Linked DNA regions of Mus musculus: region 1 is linked to region 2. The links are chromatin loops, found by intact Hi-C in ENCODE. Cell type or tissue: heart. All regions are shown on one strand. Each heading gives the region's core, and the rest is flanking DNA. Links, peaks and the distances in the headings are about the cores only.

The links. Hi-C counts contacts between places; a loop is a spot of excess contacts. Peaks named below come from ENCODE experiments on the same cell type or tissue, not always from the same donor. Only the 100,000 strongest peaks of a DNase experiment are listed, where the experiment ranks them.
Region 1: a loop joins it to region 2, with 3.0 times the contacts of the local background. A loop is called at or near these places in 5 of 42 quality-filtered maps.

The regions. Positions count from the first base shown.
Region 1 is chr17:10,836,401-10,844,372 of GRCm38, forward strand. Pacrg (PARK2 co-regulated) reads right to left here and starts at 3,791. Exons shown (of 5, transcript NM_027032.2): 1 at 3,361-3,791. The coding sequence starts at 3,468. It overlaps Prkn (parkin RBR E3 ubiquitin protein ligase), which reads left to right and starts at 3,959. Exons shown (of 12, transcript NM_016694.4): 1 at 3,959-4,089. The coding sequence starts at 4,083. In heart, for the core only: a CTCF peak has its summit at 4,692; DNase peaks (open chromatin) are centred at 3,881 and 4,661; H3K4me3 peaks cover 1,855 bases; H3K27ac peaks cover 1,366 bases.
Region 2 is chr17:10,331,374-10,339,345 of GRCm38, forward strand. No RefSeq gene overlaps it. Among named protein-coding and RNA genes, the nearest start is that of 1700110C19Rik, 11 kb to the left of the region's middle. RefSeq lists an enhancer at 2,190-5,801. In heart, for the core only: a CTCF peak has its summit at 4,223; DNase peaks (open chromatin) are centred at 3,808 and 4,668; H3K4me3 peaks cover 1,561 bases; H3K27ac peaks cover 4,356 bases.

The DNA.
Region 1 (7,972 bases), core at 1,658-6,657, 510 kb after region 2:
GATCAGTGGATGTTTGTTATCTGGTGACAGTGTGATGCTGTAGATGGAGGTTATGTAAAAGGATGGGCAGTCAGTAAAGGAACAGCATCAGCCAAAACTCTAAAGAACCACTCCATCTCTTGGGTTTCAGTTAGCTAAAGTACCTAAGAGCGGGGGTTGTTTATGAATTTAAAAAGTATCAAATAGGATTAGATTATAGAAGCTTGCTGGTCTAGGCCATGAAGAGAACAACAATTAGTGTTGAAAATGGAACATTGACACCCAGCCTCACACCAGGCTCCCGCCAGAGCTCAGGGGACACTGAGTAAAGGGATCAGAAAGAATGTATGAGCCGGAGGACGTAGAGGCATGCTGTCCTCTGGACGTGATATGGCCATTGCACTTATGAATGCCTGGGGCATGCCTAATCAAGATCAAGGCAGTTAATGTGCCAATGTGGATGAGAAAGGGGCTCATAAGGCTTCACCCCTAGCTGAAGAGCCATGGAGAACTGATGGCAGCAGGAAGCTGGGAGGAGTCCATTTTCTTTCTGGTATGTGGCACCTGACAAGTCACCATGCTCAGGTGGATGACAGGGACACATGCAGGCAGCACTAATAAACTCAGTGGGTTATGAAAAACAAAACAGGAGGACATGAAGGTAGGAGGGGCAGGATTTAGGGAGAGAGGGAGGCAGGATTTGGGTTGAATATGATCAAGATATGTTGTATAAATGCATGAAATTATCTAAGAATTGTGGCTGGCTCTGTGGAATGTGGTTTTTTGTTTTGTTTTCATAGCTCCCAAATATTCACATTGTGTAAACAGAGAAACTTTGTCCTGGAAAGTTTGGTCTAGCTGTACTGATGATTGACAGGTAGAGAACAGCTTGGGAGACCTTACATTCCTGAGGTGTGGGGGTGATGAGGGCCCCCATCCAAATCCACCATCTTCACTACTTGCACCGCACTGAAGGAGTGTTTGCCGTCCTAGCCACCGATGCTTAACCATTTGCATCCTGAATCTTTTACTTGTCTTTATGCTTTTCTTCACCATAATGCACCAGCTTCAGCTCAGGACCTCTAATGATCCCCATTGTCCCATCACCCTGCTATCACAGTAATAAAAGATTGCAAGTTTGAGCTAGTCACAGAGCTATCAGTTACAGCCCATCTCAGCCTCTCTTTCAACTAATTATGCCTTCAAACCTAAGCTTAGACATGGACTAAAGCAGCAGCGTGAGAGGAGTTTCTGGGGCTCAGCGAAGTAAGCAACGTCCTCATCACTGTGCCGTTTTGGCAGGTAATGTCTATCTTGGAGATTGTGTCTTTTTGAAACTCTACAGCTTTCTTAGCCTGTTTTCTGAAGGGCCTGGAATCAGGGCCTACAAGTGAGATCTCCACAGCCTTGGATCCATATTCTAACTTGCTGTGTGTGTGTGTGTGTGTGTGTGTGTGTGTGTGTGTGTGTGTGTGTGTGTCTGTGTGTGTGTCTGTGTGTGTGTGTCTGTGTGTGTGTCTGTGTGTGTGTGTCTTTGAGTCAGGGCCTTCATATGGAGGGTAGTTTCCTTTGTTCTTGTGTAGCCCAGGATATCTTCAAGGAGGCTCTACCTTCTGAGCATGAAGTTGTGGCATGCTTCACAATGCCTGACCTATCTTGCTTTTTGATGAGGTTTGTATAAGCCATAAAGGTTTTTTGCTGACAGAGGGAATGAATACTCATTAACTGGTTTTTGGTCATGGACTTTTTCATCATACTCTAAGAAGGTAAACAATCTGCAAATCTCAAATTATACAACTCCTTTCAACTTTTAATGGAAAACACTGTATCAATATGAGTTTAAATATTCTCTGATTGACGACTTTTGTGGTTGCTCACTTTTACTGAGACCAAACCAAAAGTTCATGCTGATGTAACAACCACTCATTGCTTAGGACTACTTGTCCCTGGATTTTTAAGAAATTAGTTCACAAATAATAAATGTTTACATTTATCATCATTTCATAAACAATTTCCATACTTCCTAGGATAGATTCCATGTGTTTTTCTTGGAAGGACATTGAAAAGACATTGCCCACTGAAATGGAGTCTTACAGAGGGAAGGGAAGGTGGCTGAAACTCCTGAGAAGTAGTTTGGAGTTGGCTTTTGGGACACTTGGTTGCAATTTAAAAGATGAATGTTGGTATATACGCTCTGAAGAGAAGTAGACTTTCAGAGGGAGAGAGATACTTTATAATGTGACAAAAAGTACATCCGAGAACTCACAGGTGGTGAACTGTTAAGGACTGAATAGAGATGCACCTTTTCTGTTTCCTGTAACTCTGCAGTTTGCTTTTACACTCTATAACTACTATAGATCAACCAATATACAATAGCAACATAGGAATCCAAGCTGGAAGTCTACAGGTAATCTACTTCATTTGTGTCCTCTAAGTGGTATGTATAAGATTTGCAATATATAAGTAGAAATATAGTGGGACAACGAAGAACACTATTAAGCTAATATATTGAATTGCTGTATAATAAGATCCTCTCAGGGTGTAAATTGTACAAAATTGAAAACTACATTTAGTATTAAATCTCTCACACTCCTAAACAGGTGCCCACTCAGTAGACAAACATGGTTTAGCATACCAAATCATATGGTATTTAATAAACAAGAAGATTGAAAAGCAGTATTAGGCATATAGCTAAACCGTTTGTGTGCCTTTGAATATTTTCCCCTATTCGTGTTAAGAATATTTTATTTGTATTATCACAACTCATAAAAATGAAATAGGGCTTGTATTATTAGAGACACTTGAAATAGAGCTTATATTGTTTAAAATGTATTTAAAAGGCCTATCAGGAACCAGTCTTCACATAAGTAATTTTTGAATACTTTAACAGGTTAATACCTTTTTTTTTGTCAGAATGTTGCTGAGTAAATGCTAAGGCATTCTAAAATGTCCCAGATGAGATAAATTAGTATATATTACTGATGAGTTTATGTGTCTCATACTGGTTCGTGTTAAATTTTGAAAGCCTATGACTTCTAAGAGCATTCACTCCAGAAGGTCTTGTACTGAGTGGACTAAGTTTACAATAAAGATAAGGATTTTTTTCCCCCTTACCAGTGAAACAGCTTAAGTGTAATTTGGGGTAGTGGAGAAAGCACACTTGCTCAAGAAGGTGCTTATACGCTAACTCAGTACATCGCCTGCCCCAAAGGTTCTTTAACCACCTAGCCTACATCTCTGCACACTGTCGGGCAGAGTCTGCTACTGACCGAGTCATTGCCAGTTCTGGTAAACAGTACCAGGACCCAGGGCTTGTCATCCTCTACAACCACATGTCCCCTGATTCGGAGCAAGTGCGTTCAATCGAGGAAGATCACTTACGACTGAGTTTTTCATCATGGCTTTGACTGTGAAGCCCTCAGAAACCAGGGAACGAGGCTGGTGCACCTGGAACGTCTGTTGTGGCAGCAGTTTAGTCCTCTTCGGCATCTTGTCTGGGCATTTGTTTAAGGTCAGGGTCTCTTTTTCTACCACATTCTTCCTAGAAAACGTCTTGTTCTTATCAGAGGTGTGGAAGAAAAACCAGTGGCTTTTACAGAAGTGAGCAGGGGGTCGGGAAAACACTCTAAAAGGCTCTAGTGGTAGAAATTCAACCCCTCGTGCTGCCCAGGGAGATCCAGATGTTTGGCAGCACCAAGGTGGAGGGAGTTTAGGGGAGGAGAGGGGCGGGAAGAGGGCTGGGATCCGAGGCTAGAGTCTCTAAGAGCTTCCAAAGGTGTAAGCCTCCCGGTTGCTAAGCGATTAGTCAACATTAGGAGACGCTAGTCCCGCCCCTCCGTGACGAGCGTTTCCGGAAAAGGTTACCAGCGAAGACAGTTGCAGCTGCCGGAGGCGAATCTTACGGGTTAAAACTACGCCTCCCAGCAGGCTTCGCGCTAGGGGCGGGTGGTTGCGCGTGCGCACTGCGCCCGCCTGGCTCGCGAGGGGAAGGGGGAGGAGGCCTGGATGACTAAACCTGACAGAAACGCTGGTGGGAGGCTCGGGCGGGCGCCAGTGCCCGCGTAGGTCCTTCTCGACCCGCAGCCACCACCCGCCCGGTGACCATGATAGGTACGTGGGTGCCTGCCAGGTACAATCTCTCCGCGCCGCCCCGCGTCCGTGTGTGGCACCACGTCACACCCCACGGGTCCGAGTGGGATCCTCGGGGGCCGACCCGAGCCACCTGTCAGTGTCACGGCGGAGGCGTGCGTGCCGCGCTCCGTCCGCTCTGTGGGCTTCCTCGGCCCGCCCCCCCCCCCCCCCCCGCCCATAGCCTGGTCCGGTGTGTGCTAGAGCATTAGGTATGAGTTTCCAACCTGCCTTAGCCAAGGTTAGCTCGCTGAAGACTGTATCCCCACGGACACCCGCGTGCTCCACTGCGACCCCCGACGGCGGGGCTCGCCCTGCCGCTCCACGGGGTGACCAGCCCAGGTCTGTTTCGGTCAAGCTGTCCTTCACTTCAGGGCGAGTTCACACACCCTAGGACTTAAAGAAAATCTCAGGAAAGCATCTGCCTCGTGGAGATCGCACCTCAGTTCTGTCTTTTTAAATGTGTCCTCGGAGATCTGAGACGAAAGACTAGCCGAGTAGATAACTGCAAAGATGGCTTTTTCCCCCACTACAGTTTGTGACTGGGTGCAGTTTGACCAGTGCAGCTTTGGAAGTGGCCACTAGGGTTGTTCTAAGCAGTGTGAAGTAGGCAGATTGGAAAGGACCTCCCTGACAGAGATGTTATATGTGAAGCCACGTTTTGGGTTCTCCTCCGGGATAAGTAGAAATAAATGCATAATTTAGCGCACATTCCCGTTTGGAGGTTTCGTTACTGTAGACTCGCCGCCCCCATCCAAGTGATGTTCTGAAGATGTAGTGAACTTGTTTGTGATATATGCCTGACAGGTATCGCACTAAGCACATCTGAAGTCGGTCTATTTGAGATGTGTCTAGAAGATGGATGAGAGGTGCATTTATGAAGTAAATGCGTTACACGGTGAAAGTAGCCGAGTCTGTTTTAACTCATAAAAGTAATGTTACAAGTGTGCAGCCCTCCTCTCTTCCTCTTGAGAGTCATGCTAGGCAGCTAAGATGCTCCTGGAAGCAGAGGTGCACGCTCATGGTGTCTAGCTGCTTCTTCCCTCCATAGGGCAGTGTGTATTTTGGATGAATGAATTGGAAACTTGTTAAATTAAGAAAAAAAGTATACATTTTTATGAATGGCACTAAGCTTTTAAGTGACATTTACTTAAGAGTCGTTTGTAAACCCAAATCTGAACTGATTAGTGCGAACCAAGTGGGACAGATTAGGAAAAAAAATACAGATTTTACAAGAGAGAAATACCTCATATTTTGAAAACAATTACACACGTTTAGTTTCTTTCAACTTAAACTAGTTCATGGATGATTTTGATAAGCAAATGTCCCCTAAGGCTATATAAATATAGGAAATTAAGACCTAAAACTTAAAACTATTTTTAAAGTCTCATAAATTATTATATTAATAACTTTAGGATGGAACACAATTTAGCCAGCTTTATTTAGATTTACCTGGAGCCCTCTTAATAAGAACTGTGCCATTTGAATGTTACAATTAAATTAATTAGTAATAAAAACCAGGGAAATAGAAGACAGATTTAAAACTCTTCTTTCTTTGGCTACTCTTTTTACAGGGTGAATAAGTGTGCGTTTTAACACAAATGATTGTATCCTTGTCCCCTGCCCCATGAAAAGGAACTTCCATTCAAAAACAAAAACCCTACACAAACAATGTTACATTGTTTTGTTTAACTAGTTGTATTGCCTAATATTATTGGTGGCCGCATTTTCATGAAGTTCTGAATTGCCAGGTTGGAGGCTTGGGTGTGGTGACAGCACCTAAAGCAGGTGAGAGGGAACCCAATCCGGAGGAAGCTTTGGGAGGAATAGTTCTGCATTTTTATGACTAATCCTTGAACAGGAAACAAGGGCCGACAGGAACTGCACAGAGATCTGCTACAGAGCAAAGGACACACAAATAGCTCCAGGGACTGAGCAGTGTCTTCCTCTGCATAGCACTACTGAGAGCTGAGGCCTTCTGTACTTGAGCTCTCTCCCCCTGCAGTACTCTCCTAGTGAAGGAAATACTGCACTCTGTCAGTGAAGTCCTTGCTCTGAGAAGAATCCTCTGGATTGGCTTCCTGGCCAAATAAGAGGAAAGGAGACTAATACTTTATTGCCCATAAAATAATTTTCCTTTTGTTGTTTCAAAGTAGAGGGTTTCCTTCTTGTCATGGAGATGGCTTCAAAAGTACTTACATCTCCCATTTGGATTATGATTGACATGCTAAATGCCTTGACCTAGAGAGAGTTAAACCATAATTTTATTGAAGTTAATGAAAAGTCTGCCTTTGTGAGGCATGGAGAAGGGATTCATAATAAGAAAATTTAACTGAGAAAAACATAATTTTGAGCACCTATTTTAAAACTTTTTTTAAATTTAAAAAAAATGAGCACTTCTTTGTGTTTAAAATTGATTTTTAGTAGTGACAATTGAGAATTGTTCTAAATGTACTATACATTTAGGCATTTGATAATATCAGCTATTAAAGCACACGAGTACCCATACAATTGAAAAAGAAAGTTCTTAAATTAAAACCCCATGTTACAGAAGATATTTAAAATAGAACTGTAGCTCAGTGAAGTATTCTAAGGTGCAGAAGACCTTGGGCTCCATTCAAAAGTATTGTTTTTTTTTAATTGATTAAAATATTATTTCCTATATCTTGTTTAAAATCACTTCGAGAATTTAACTGTTTGCATATTTAAAAAATCACATTAATTCCTGCCTATTCTTCAATTTTATCAGATTTATTGGTTAGGAAAGTACCCTGCCTTTTAAATACATTTTCAGTAGTCATAGCATAGGCGTGCTGGTGACTTGGAGTCCTGGCCTCTCTCTCAGTGTTAGCATACATTTATTATCACTTGCCAGAAAGTGTCTTCTTTCTAAATTGTCTTCTCTATTGATAAAGGGTAGAGTATTTTAATTTGAAAGGAGTTTTAGGATGAGTCATTCATTTTATACTGATTGAGTTTTACAAAAGCAAATCCCAGGGCTGAGCATACATTATGTGTCTGGTGCTATCAAGAGGTGCCAAGGATACAAGGATGGAATAAGCAGAAAAAAATGCTTGGTCATTGTAACTATTTCATCAATACTGACTCTTGGCCCAAAGTCGAGCTTTGTTTTAAACTGGTGTGCAGGGAATTTTAAGTCTTGGACTGTGTAGGTGTAGTTGAATGTACTCTGTACTGCTACTTGTGCTTCAATGACTTTAGGTGAAAGCAACTCTACGTCTTGATACTGTCTGCTCTGAGGTGCCCTTGTGTCACAAAATGGGTTCTCCAAAACATTTGTATAGAAGAATTTATATAATTTTATTCAGGTCTCTTTTGGGTCCAAAGCCTCTGAAAAAACTTTATGCCTTTACAAATGTTAGTCCTATTTCTAAAGGTTTTTCTGAAGTCTGCATTTTTTAAAATCCAAAGCTCCATGGCTTGAAAATGATACATTGAAAGTACTTGGTAAGATATGCAAATCCATCCCTACCTCTAAACCTTCTTTGAACCCTCCCCTCTCGAGGAAGGAAGGAAGGAAGGAAGGAAGGAAGGAAGGAAGGAAGGAAGGAAGGAAGAAAGAAAGAAAGAAAGAAAGAAAGAAAGAAAAAGAGAAAGAGAAAGAGAAAGAGAAAGAGAAAGAGAAAGAGAAAGAGAAAGAGAAAGAGAAAGAGAAAGAGAAAGAGAAAGAGAAAGAGAAAGGAAGGAAGGAAGGAAGGAAGGAAAAGTTCTCTTTATTTCAAGATGTTTAATATTCATGAACCAGGTTCAATGCAAAATACTTTATTCTGTTAGCTTTCAGTTCTTTGATCAATGAAAATTGTTTCTTACCTGCTGTTTCTTCAGCCTTTAATTGTAGCCCAGT
Region 2 (7,972 bases), core at 1,371-6,370:
GTTCAAGATGTTCCTGAACATGAACAAGGCCTCAGCTTCCTGTTCCTGAGGCCTTGCTATTGCTCCCTCATCATGGACTGTGACCCTGGAACTGTAAACCCAAATAAATTCTTGGTTTTGTAAGTTGCTTTGGTCATGGTGTTTTATCACAGCCACAGAATCACTGTACTTCCCCTCAGATACTCCTCCTCCTAAGGGGTCCCCACTTAAGAATCTTCCCAGTGCTTTTCCACTGTGGGTCTGTCTCTTCTTACACAGAGTGTCACTGGACTTATATTGGCCCCACTAGAAAAAAAATGGTGTGATGACCTAAAACTCACTTTCCTTTGCGTCACCTCTTGCAAGCAGCCTGGCCACAGAATGGGATCCCCAATATCATCCAGTTCACCATGTTAGAGAAAGTGGTGGGTGCCCAGAATCATACAAACCAGGCACGGTAGCACAGGTCTAAAACCCCAGCTCTCAGAAGGCAGTGCAGAGTCAGAAGTTCAAGATCTCCTTGGCTACATAAAGTTCCAGGCCAGCCTGGGATGCATGCAGCCCTGTCTTAATAGAAAAATAAAAGCCCTCTGACCAGCTGGGCATAAGGGGATTCTCCAATACACACTTAGTCTTAGGCTGGCTTCTCTTGCCAAGGACAATGGGAAGCATGGGCATTTAAAGTTGAGTGCTAATCGGCACCTTCAAGAAATCTACAGGGTGAACACCAAGGAATGCCTCTCAGTGGGAATATACTTAGCATCTTTTGTTTGTTTTTGTTTTTGTTTTTGTGAGACAGGATCTCTCTCTGTATCTCTAGCTGTCCTGGAACTCGCTATGTAGACCAGGCTGGCCTTAAAGTCGCAGAGATCAGCCAGCCTAAACGTCCAGTGCTCAGGATTAAAGGCATTCACCACCAAGTCTGGCCTGTTTGGTGACTTTTGGGGACACTGAGTGGCAGCAGCTAGCTCCACCTGTGAACAAGAGCAGAGAATTGTTATGCAAAGAAAGCTTCTAAAATTGCTGACCTGAGGTAAACAGGGGACCAGAGGGAGTTGTCTCTCACAAGTGAAGGAAAGGAGATCCTGCCAAGGAGACAAGGCAAGCCCTTAGTGGTAGCACATGGCTACCTCACCAACTACCTAAATGTCATCCATGCAGGTTGTCTCCATAGGCTGTCAGGTGCCATGGGAAAAGACCCTCCAGAGCCTGCTGAATATGGTTATGTACATCATGTACATCTCAATTTTATTTTATTTTATTTTATTTGGGGTTTTTGTTTTGTTTTGTTTTGTTTGTTTTGGTTTTGGTTTTGGTTTTTTTTTTCGAGAAAGGGTTTCTCTGTATAGCCTTGGCTGTCCTGGAACTCACCTTGTAAACTAGGCTGGCCTCAAACTCAGAAATCCACCTGTCTCTGCCTTCCAAGTGCTGGGATTAAAGGCGTGCGCCACCACCACCCGGCACATCTCAATTTTAAGCTGCATCTCCAGATGAGCCTTCCTCTGGGACACCATGTATGAAGTAAGATGCACTTTTCTATGTCTTCCCCTGGCTGAGTGCTCTTTCAAAGCGTGGCACCTCCTATTCCCTCAAAAACACTTCTCTTATTGTCTCCAAGAGCAACTCCACCTAGCTCATCTTCTGTGAGATCATGGCTCCACCGATTTCTAGCTTTGCAACCCAGTACAAGTAATTGGCCTCTCTGTGACTGTTTATCCCTCTTCCCATGGGGATGCTGCTTGCTGCATTCATGCGTGGATCCCCACGTGTGGATGTGGGGTAGTGCATACTTCGAGTTAGTCTATGGGAACCATCACAGTAGGAGTGTAGTTACGGCTTGGACGGAGCAGCAGTGTGCACCCATGATTTCAAACCCACTTGCACAACAGTCATGAGATAAAGATTGGTGGTAGTTTATTAAACGTTATTTCCCTTTCATCCTGCACACAAAACCTCCCTTTCACACTTACCCAAAGACTAGGTGTGACCATGTGATGATTTCCGGTCAACAGGATATAACTGGTTGCACCCCTTCTAGGCCTGGCCTGCAAATATCCTTTTTTTTTTTTTCTGCTCTCCATCATTGCCTGACTGATTCAAGCCAGCTGGGTAGGAGCCACACAGGTCCCACAATGAAAGCATGGGCAAAGGCCATTCTCGAGAGCTTTCCCTTGCCACGATCCCGTAGCCCAGATAAGGTTGTGTTGTATTTTCACCAACATGCGCTTGGCAGGCCACAGATAGACCCTGCGCTGGAGAAAGGGCCAGTACTGAATCGTGGAATGTGAGTGATGTCACTGGTGGTACCTGTCCAGTAGGCGCCCTGTCCTTTACCTTCCTGTAAGAAGAGGTACTTCCCTCTCCCCTCTCAGAGAAATGGATTGCCACAGTCACCAAGTTGAGCAGGCAGTCCACGATGAGTGGAGGGACACACAATGTTGGTCCCAGTAACTGGTTCAAGGATAGCTACTACTTGACCCAAAGCAAGAGTGGCAAGTGCTGCTGAAGCTGTCAGCAGAAAACAGGGCCCCTTGTTTAGGCAGATTACTGGCTGAAGATAAAGATGCTTCAGGAATCCTGGTAGCTCGGTGAGGGGCTTGCTGAAGAAGTCAGGAAAAAGCAGAGCTGAAGAGAGCATTTCCCTGTGGCTTGTTGGGGCTCTTGAGCTCATTACGGTTGATTCACATTTCTGTCACCCTGATCCATAAACTTCCTCCTGCCTTAAGGTGATTGGAGCTAGTTTTCACCAGCTTATAAGGGCAAGGTACCAGTTTACCAGCTTTGTCCAGATTCCTTTTAATTTTCAGTGAGCTTCTATCTGATTGAAGGTTTCTTGTAGTAAGTAGTGAACTGGGGCAAATTGGAAGTTTTTATGAAATTTAGCACATTTCCTCCGATGTTTCCTAATAGTAAGATTTAACTAGTAATATTTGTACACTTTCGTTCAAAGCAACATAGTTGCAATCCCAGGTATTTCCAAAATGTGAACTAGGATGTAAGTTATTTTCTATTGCTAACTATTCAGGCTCTCATTGCTGTATAGTGTGTACCCCAAACTAAGCAGGATGCTTCATAAGACCTATAATCCATGTGTTTCATCTCAACCACTGTTAGGTATTACAAGGCTTTGACTTAAAATTCCTACCTGGTTAAAGCAACCCCCTTTCCACAGAGGAGTCTTTGTCCCAAAGCTGCTTAGTTCCATGTTGCCATCCTCTTCCTTTCTGATGAAAACTAGCCTGGCCAATCCATCCTTTACTGCCCCTGTATTCACTCCCAGGCTTTAAGGCCATTGGTCATCCTTCCTGTGAGACAGTGCTTTAGGAAGAAAGGAAGACTGCTCTAGCTTCCTCTCTTGAGCTCTGAGCCTTTGCTCTCTCCCTTGCTCTGTGCACTCCAGACCTCCCAAAATAAAAGCCAGGAGGAGTGTTTAAAAATAGTTTTTAAAAGCTTCATAGGGTGTGTGGGTGTCAAGGTAGCTGTTTGCGTGCAGACTTTCTCTTGGGATTCTGGGTTCTGTGCACAGAACATTTATGGAAGTTTTTCAACCTTCCATAGTGAGTGTCGATGTATTGTGTCTAACCCACAGGCTGATTTTGCGCACGTTTTCCCCGACACAGCCACATTCTGTTCCCTTTTCTTGCCTTACGTATTAGTGTAGACCCCTAGATCTTCATGCCTCACTTCTGTGGGTGGCAAAGGAGAAGGCAGCCGCCAGCGCAGTGGAGAGGGCAAAGCAAACCTGTCTGTTAAGAAAGAGCGGGACAGAACAAAGAGCACACATCCTTTGCCAACAGTCTTCGGAAACAGGCTCAGTCCGCTCATGCGCAGGAAGAAGGCCGGCCCGGGATAGTGTGGGCAGGAACAGGCAGAATGACCCCCGGGGATCACGGGTTTGTTGGAGTTTCCAGCACCTTTCATCCTTTGTCCCCACTTCTGATTCACATGCATATTACCCTGACCAACTCCACACTAAATTCTCTTTCTCCCCCTGGCTCTCTGGAAGGTGGTGGGAACCTCTAAATATTTATGAGGTGTCCGGGACTCTGGTGCTCTTGTGGCGCTAATGAATGCGTGCCTGCGCACAGGGACCCGAAACCCGGCAAAGGGACGGCCACACAGCTCCTGGCCTCGCAGTTCCCAGGCCCGGAAGAAAGCGGGGAGGATGAAGGGAGGAGAAGCTGTTGTCAGGAGAGAAACAAACGGTCGGGCTACACAAAAGAAAGAACAGAGTTCCATCTTTGCCCGCTGGAGCGCTCTGGAGCGGGTAGGAATGTGCGTGAGGCAGGGGAGTAACTCGCCCGATTCCCAAGTCGGAAATGAGTTTCCTAGGAGACAAAGAACCTACCCGCATTTTCTTTTAAGCCCCACTTTCTCCAGTTAAGAGTCTGGACCTCTCGCAGAAGCTGTTAGGGTCCTTTATGCGCTGTTTTCATTAGGGAGCTAAATTCCGTCTTAAAGTGAACTCTCCCTAAATATGTTTGCATAAAGGAATCTATAATTCTAGCTTGGAATGTAAATCACCTGTAGTAACAGGTGGTCTTCGTGGTATCTTAATAGAAAGAGTGATGTATTCATACATTGGAAATGAACCGGGGACGTCGGAATGTCCGGAACATCAAGCACCAGAAAGAATCGTCTGCCTAGCCCCCATTGGCTCGCGTCTCCAGACACCGAGATCTGAGGGCTCCCTCAATGTCACTCCCAGGCGGGGGAGTCTGCAGGCAGCTAGTCTATTGAAGTCATCCATACAATGCTGATTATTTTCCTTTGTAGGTCTCAATATCCAAAAAGATTAAGGTTTTGTTACTTTAAAACACTCGTTCCGGATGCAAGAAACAAGTAACCTTGGCTCCGCTCATCTATCTTCCTAGGATGCTAAAAAAAAAAAAAAAACTAGGAAATCCTACCTCAGGCCTGGTCATGGCCCAAACTTTAGCTCTGCCAAAGGGAGGCAAAGCAGAAACTGAGCCCTAGCTTCCTTTTGAACACACTAGAAGCTCTGCGCAGCTCCGTGACAGCCTGTAAGTCAGTTGTAGAGAGCTAAGACTTCATGTTGGAAGATTCAAAACATGTCCCCAGGATCCCACCCTGCCCTGTCACCCAGACCTGACTATGTGATTCCTAAACATTCCGCACAGGAGAAAGACTGAATTTCTTGTGCTTCTGCACCAGGGCATTTCGTGGAAAAGTGCGAGTTAGTAGGAATATTTAGTAAATGTTTTCAGTGAGCATTGCGTAGCTTTGATCAAAAGAATGTACAGATTCTGTCGCCATTTTGTGAGGTGATAGGACTGAGTTTGTAAACACGACTACTTTGTGGTTGTCTATCGTTGTGGCTTCTACTCCGGTGATCTTTCCAGTTGGCCTTGCTAGGATCTGCAAAGGACTCCAGAGAGCTAGCTCCCCACTGACTCGAAGTGTGCTTTTAGAACCAGTGAGCAGAGCGCATACAATTCATCCCAAGTTTTTGTGTGTTTTTTTATTTTGGCTGGCGTTTTGACGAGTTTGCCGATCTGCTTACTGGCTTGTTCTGAGCACGCTGTCTTCTTCCTAAGGTACCTTTGACTGACTTGGAACTCGTAACCAACCTCCTGCCTTTGCCTTCCCAGTGCTAAAATCCTGGCTGTGCCACCATAACTTGGTTTCCTGTAAATTATGAGCCTTTAAGAAATGTGTCTATTCTTCTGGAACGATGTCACCAATTAACTTCACCTTAAAAGTGGTATATTAAAATAACCTATATGGGAATAGGTGGTAGGAGGGGCTGTATTTTAAAGTGTAAGATTCACAGAAGAAGGAAGGTCAGGCCCCTGTTCTATTATCCTTGAGTAGAACATCCTAGAATGTGCTAGAATGAGGTTCCATGAAAGCTCAGATATAACCTTAGGGGTCGGGAAAGAGTGACGTTTTCTGATGGGGCAGAGGGAGCTAGGGATGAACATGTGAACATGGAGGGTACACGTTTGTCCAGGAAAATTACACAATCACAGAAACTGTTACTACCCATAAAATCGCAAGGCCTATTCTAAACACATTGTTCACATTAGGAAGAAGGGGATGTGAGCATTCTAATGCACAAAATGAGGCTTTTTGAACTGAAAGATTTCTGCAGGCAATTTGATGCTAAGTGCCAACATACAGGATTCTGTATGCCTTTGGGCTATAATCTCACTTCTAGGAATTTTGTATAAATTATGAATGAATACAGACAATAATTTTATTCTACATGGAATAAGTTAAAGGGGGAAGATTTGGATTTTATTATATTATTTAAGTGTCATGAAGTATTTTTAAGTATTTATTTACCTCAGTATGTTTGGCTTATCTGTTATCTCTGTATTAAACATGAACTGATTCGGTTACAAGAAATCGGTAATAAAGTTATCTTGAGGAAACAAGTCTGTCCCCATCTTTGGGATCCACGTGAGGGTTAGTTGTCTCTGATAGCGGGCATAGGTCCTACAGCTGGCAGGCACACTCTAAGCAAGCGCACTATCCTTTAGCTCTGATCAGCCAAATCCTGGGGAATTTCAGTGAAGTAACGGTGCCCTGAAGTTATGAATAAATTCAACTATACATTTTAAAAAATATTATTCAAACAGTCTCCCATTTGCTTTTTAAGGTGCAATTAAATATGCAGAAAAGTCCTGCTTCAGTTAGTTGTGCTGTTCTCTGAACTGGGCATGTTCCTCAAAGTCTTTCTACTGCAACTGCTTCACCATGGAGTGTCTCAAAAACAAACAGGCGGCACCAACCACAGCCTGTCTCAAACCAGAACACACTCTCCAGTTTGTATCCAAACAATCAGAACAAATGGGCCGGTTAACTTGGTATGGCAGTGTTAAAGAGCACACCCCCACACTCCTCATGCAGGCCCTTCCACACTCCCGCACATTCTCTCCTCATGGAGGCTTCGACAGGCTTCTCTTATGGCTTGAATTTTACTCCTCAAACGTTTATCAACATTTGACCCTGGAGATGTCCAGCCGGATCCGTTCCAAGCTTACAAGTACACTTTGTGCATACGTCTTCCTCCAACGGGACCAGCAGCCCAGCCCCCGGCCATTTCCAAAGGCATCTGGAGTGGCGGCCACACACTCAAGCCTAAAATTGCTGCTGAGGACTGGAAGCACTGCCCTGCTGACCCTACATCCACACTGAGTTGAAGTTAGCTGGCTAGCTGCCACAGTCCAAACCACCCTGACCTGTCTTCTGTGTTCTCTGGTGATGTTCCATACACGGACAAACTTGTTCAAAGGAGTCGCGTCATAGGTAGCAGGAGAAACTATCCAAGAAGTTACACCCAGGATAATATAATCACTTTTATTTCTTTTTTGTGCTTTCAGACAGTCAGTGCATTTGGTGTGTGGGAGTGAATACCATTTTCTTTTTCTTTTGTTTGCTTGTTTGTTTGCCTGCTTGCTTTTTTATTTTTAAAGACAAGGTCTCTTATAACCCAGTCTGGCTCAACGCTCTCTGTTAGCTGAGGCTGGTCTTGAACACTTGATCCTTCTGTTTCTTTGTCTTGTAAGCACTGAAATGACATGCCCAAATAATATTTTTTGAAAATTTTTGATGAGGCAGTCAACCTAATTGTATGGTTTATAGCCCTGGCTGTCCTGGAACTCACTTTGTAGACCAGGCTGGCCTCTAACTCAGAAATCCGCCTGCCTCTGCCTCCTGAGTGCTGGGATTAAAGGCATGCTGCCACCACGCCTGGCTTTATTCATATCTTTTAATTAATCTTCAAGTTGTCTGCAGAATTGAATCTTAAACATGAATTTTTGTAATATAAAGAATTCCCACTGCATAATGTTTTAAGTCCTTTTCCCCCCCTCCCTTACCATGTGGCTAAAGGCATCTAAGACTGTTTTAAAATGCTTCCTGGGAGAAGCCCTGTAGCTTCACAGAGGGGGTTGGGGGGGAGGGGCACGCTCAGTAGCTCTCAGCTCAGCTAGTGGTTAACAGGGAGGGAGATTCAACTCACAGA